Linked DNA regions of Homo sapiens: region 2 is linked to region 1. Evidence: read pairs that join two places in POLR2A ChIA-PET (ENCODE). Cell type or tissue: Panc1. All regions are shown on one strand. Region 1 overlaps NLGN1 (neuroligin 1). Region 2 holds the start of LOC105374221 (a long non-coding RNA gene).

Evidence for each region. Peaks named below come from ENCODE experiments on the same cell type or tissue, not always from the same donor. Only the 100,000 strongest peaks of a DNase experiment are listed, where the experiment ranks them.
Region 2: POLR2A ChIA-PET joins it to region 1 with 7 read pairs; 2 of 35 experiments call an interaction of 5 or more read pairs at or near these places.

The regions. Positions count from the first base shown.
Region 1 is chr3:174,065,478-174,067,977 of GRCh38, reverse strand. The region is part of intron 4 of NLGN1 (neuroligin 1); the gene reads right to left. Among named protein-coding and RNA genes, the nearest start is that of NLGN1-AS1, 150 kb to the right of the region's middle. In Panc1, no CTCF peak of the experiment used is centred here; no DNase peak of the experiment used is centred here.
Region 2 is chr3:172,959,564-172,962,063 of GRCh38, reverse strand. The region is part of intron 5 of SPATA16 (spermatogenesis associated 16); the gene reads left to right. It overlaps LOC105374221 (a long non-coding RNA gene), which reads right to left and starts at 1,540. Exons shown (of 3, transcript XR_001741022.1): 1 at 1,270-1,540. In Panc1, no CTCF peak of the experiment used is centred here; a DNase peak (open chromatin) is centred at 1,506.

The DNA of each region.
Region 1 (2,500 bases):
GGCCAGCCTGTTGAGAGGAGATCCTATATTACTTTAAAGAACTAGGGTATGCTATTCGTAGAACAGATACTAGAAAACTTCTGTGTCCTGATTCTCAAGACAATTCTCTGTACTTGAACATTCCACATTTTACTTTCTTTAATATTTACGTCCTTTTGAATTTTCCCCAGGTGCCCCAAAGTATTTTCTTCAAATAGTTGAATCTGATCATTCCATTTTTAAAGGATATCTAAGTTTAGTCATCAGGGGGCCCTGGTACAGGGTATAACAGGGGACTTAAAGTACTAAATAGAACTGATCTGCACAGATTTGTGAAAACTTTGTCCGATGAAATTCCTCCAGTGGAACATCCTGTGCCCATCAGAGTAGAGGAGACCTGAGGACAAGTATTTTCATAGAAATGTACTCAGATCTGCCTACGTTGACAGCAGTTAAGACTTCATCTGACTCAGTAACGGTAGAAGAAAGAAAACACCGACTTTGGAAGCAGATGTTTAAGCTGCATTTTGTAAACAAATGCCACTGTAAATACCTTCTCTAATTTAACAAGGAAGGAAATCAATTCTGGGTATTGAATTTGCAATTATTGATCAACTATTTCTAAATAGTTGGTAGAAATAAAAGTTATTACAGTTCAGACTGCTTTTATAATCAGCAAAAATATACCCCCTCAAATATATTCTAGTTTTACTAAATTCCCATTTGTATTCTGATTAATTTAATGGAGCTTTGGAGGTAGAGAGGTAGATTAATCAAATTTATTTCAGTCTCTCAGCAACGGAAGAAAAATGATCAGGATTTGCCAAACCTGACAATTTTCAACATAGTATCATATAACTATATTCCTTTGTGACTTTGTTTTTAATTTTTTTCTTTATCTGAAGGAGTTATTTAAGGTAACTTCTCTCAGTGAAACAGTGAAATATTTATGAGGTTTATTAAACAACAAATTCAGAAATACAGAGAAGCAAAAGCATTTGAAATTAAGTATGTCAAGTAAGTTTTCTTGTGTTGATGTTATTTTTTATCACCAAGAGCATCACAGTCTGAGAAAAACACTTTAGTTTCATTGAGAATATTTGAAGAACTTACTATTACATTCCTTTTATATCAAACACCAGAACAGTCATTTGAACAGACTGTAGGTTCCAACCCTTTGTGTATTGGTCATAATTTCCAACATTAACAAGTCATTTAGATTTAAGGTCCTGCCAAATCACACCTTGCCCATAGCAAGGACCCATTTAAGTTTAGCATTTTAAAAAGAGTGTTAACAAGACATAATTTTACCTTTAGATCATGTAATACATATTTGTTGATAACACACTGGTTTACTTCACTACAGTGGAACTATCTATAACCTAAAACCAACCAAAATTATGAGATACACACACACACACACACACACACACAGAGAGAGAGAGAGAGAGAGAGAGAGAGAGAGAGAGAGAGAGAGAGAGACTTGTTCCATAATCTATTTAAAAACTGTGGTTAGATGAAACTGATATTTGGGTCAAAAGTGAAAGGAAAGAGAATCAACTTTTGTAAAACCACACTTAACCTTGGAACAGGTTGACAGTTTACTTAAAAATATTTGAAATAAATACCTTATCTTGATATGATTTCAGTTTTTCCTTTGAGGCAGATAATTTTAGAATCTTAAAAAAAAAACCTGTCCATAATTTTCAAGTTACTTTAGTTATTAGATTATCTCTTCTAAATGAGGGAAACAGAAGAAAATAAGGAAAATAAACTTCCTCTGAAAATTTGTATTAGTGAGATCATAAATAATTAGCCTGCAAATTATTTGTATTGTGGGAAAGTTGGCATCAAGTCTGTTGTAATGACCCTTTTTTAAGATCTCAGAAATGTCATTAAGTTATCTAGCTATTTAAATTTGCTTTAAAAAGCAGTCTTACAAATCCAAGTGCATTAGTAATGCTGTGTAACAAATTAACCCAAAACTTCAATTATATTTATTACATCATAGTTTCTATGGATAACAAATTTTGGTGCTGCTTAGCTGGATCTTCTGGCTCACTCATGTGATTGTTGGCAAGATTCAGTTCCTTGCATGCTGTGGAGCTGAGGGTCTCGTTTCTTGCCGGCTATTGGTCAGAGACTGCCTTTAGTTTTCTGCTTTATAGGCCTCTCCATAGGGAAGGTTACAACATGGTGGCTGTCTTCCTCACAGCAGGTGAGAAGAGCCAGAGAGGGAGAGAGTACAAGGGAAACAGAAATGTCATGTTGTTTTTTTTTTTAATAATGTAATCTTAGAAGTAACATTTCATCACTTTTAACATATTCTATTCACTAGAAGCAAGTAAGTAGGAACTTTGTATACCAGAAGAAGTATCTACACACACAAGAACAAGAATATCAGGAGGCAGGAATCAATGAGACGTATTTTCGAAGCAGGCTATGACACTACACTGAGGAATTCAAATCAATGTCTTAAAATGTTTAAATCACGCTTGAATTATTCTTCCACACCAAGAAA
Region 2 (2,500 bases), 1.1 Mb after region 1:
CCATGCTGGTTTCGAACTCCTGGCCTCATATGATCTGCCTGCCTTGGCCTCCCAAAGTGCTGGGATTACAGGCGTGAGGATCGTGCCTGGCTGAGTCCTCTTTCTTAAGGCAGCTGACAGGAAAAGAAAATAGGGGATTATGCTAGGCAGGGTTTCATGGGCCAGGCCTGAAGAAAGTTAATGTCTCTCCCACCTCCATTCCATTGGTCCACATTCTGCCACAATTCATTGTAAGGGAGTCTGGAAAATGCCTATTATGTGCCTGCGAGGTAAAGTCATAATTTTCAAAAAAGAAAGTGAAATATAACATTAGAGACTCTAATTCTAAATTCTATAGAATTTTTTAAAGTCATTTAATAAGTCCTTAGAAGGCCGGCCATGGTGGCTCACGCCTGTAATCCAGTACTTTGGGAAGCCGAAGCAGAAGGATCACCTGAGGTCAGGAGTTCAAGACCAGCCTGACTAACATGGTGAAACCCCATCTCTACTAAAAATACAAAAATTCACCGGGCATGGTGGTGGGCGCCTGTAGTCCCAGCTACTCAGGAGGCTGCACTGGGAGAATAGCTTGAACCCCAGAGTGGGAGGTTGCAGTGAGCCGAGATCACACCACTGCACTCCAGTCTGGGCTACAGAGCAAAACTCCATCTCAAAAGAAAAGCCTTTAGAAAAGTCTCTTAAGCCTCTCCAAATCTCAAGAAGTTGGGCTGTAAGATTCCTAAGGTTCCTTCCAGATCTAATCTTCTAAATAAATCAATTTACTATGATTATAGTCAACCCTAAGACTGGAAGCAAGAAAGGAATAATTTGATGATAATCTATAATAATCATCATCACATTTTCTAATTTCACGTGACAAGATTCTTAGTAAACCACTTTCACCAAGCACATAGTTCAAAAGTTACAATTTGCCCAACTCCTCCACAAGAAAGAGAAAGGAAGGAAGGAAGGAAGGAAGGAAGGAAGGAAGGAAGGAAGGAAGGAAGGAAGGAAGAAAGAAGAAAGAAAGAAAGAAGAAAGAAAGAAAGAAAGAGAGAAAGAGAGAAAAAGAAAGAAAGAAAGAGAAAGAAAAAAGAAAGAGAAAGAGAAAAAGAAAGAGAGAGAGAGAGGGAGGGGGGAAGAGAGAAAGAGAAGGAAGGAAGGAAGGGAGGGAGGGAGGAAGGAAGGAAGGAGAGAGAGAAAGAAAGAGAGAAAGAAAGTAAGTTACATAATTCTATCATCCCGAAAATGTTTGAAGTTTATAGTTTCTGCCAGCTTAATTCTGGCTACCTTGAGTGCTCTTAAAATTTTACCAAGAAGAATCGGCCCTCTTGAGTTTAGATGAGGGAGATGAATTTTGTTTCTTTTTTGCTGGTCATGTTTCCCCCTACTTTTATTGCTTTTCTTTTCCTCTTGACGGAATATCTCTCCTCCTTGCTGTCCCATGGTCTCTTTTGTACAGTCATCCTGGGCAAGTTGATTTCTAAGGTAGCAAGGGGTTCTTTTTACTTAGCTACAGTACAAGGAGAAATTATTATAAGTTACTGTTTGTAGAGAAAATGAGCTGCCCACTTACACTCTTGGCTTATGTAACTAAATTATGAGCTTTACAACTTGATAAATGTGAGAGTAACAAAAGAGAGTTATTAGAACTCCCAAAGGTAAACACTTAATTTCAAAGCTTATTTTTGAGTAACAGCAGAGAAAGCATAATTAACAGCAATGTACATTTAACAACAGGGCACAAGGACTGATTGTTTTCTCCATTTTCTGCACACGTGCAACATTTACTGACATCAGAGAAGTTCACAGGTCCAGAAAGAATGATTCAATTACAGAATATTTATGTCAAATTAAGAAGTATCATTTGAAATCTGCTTCCATTTTTAGTATAGCTTATTTTTTACAACCAGCATTTCCTTGTCTGGTCTCTTCCTTTATTCGCAAAATCAAGGAAAATCTTTTATTATAAAAAGTAAATTTAAATCTATCTTTTATATTTTAATGTCTAAGATTATATCAAATCATTCTAGTTTTTAAAGTCCTTAAGTATAATTTTTAATTTACACATATTAGACTCTTTAAAAAGACAAGTCCAACTCTAAATTGCCAAATTATTATCATCACAAAGTGAAAATTTAATCTTTTGGTATCTAAACCAAAACAGTCAAAAAAAATCCTACTATTTTAATTGAATACAAAGGCTAAGTTTTTTCTAGATTTCACTAGTTATTCAATAATGCCATTCAATACCAATAATGCTAAATATATATATATATATATATATATATATATATGTTATATTACTCTATTTCTTTACAACAGCAATGTAGGACAGGCTCAAAGCCTCAAGATTGTCTGTCTCTAGAAGAATAAAAAATATTAGTACATTAAAACACAAAAGGATGTTTCAAGATCTGGTGCAAGGGTCATCTGTATTCTCATTTCTACTCTATGTTGTACTATTTCTTCCTGGGGCTATAATAATTTCCTTTAAGAAAGCATCTCCATGGAGAATACA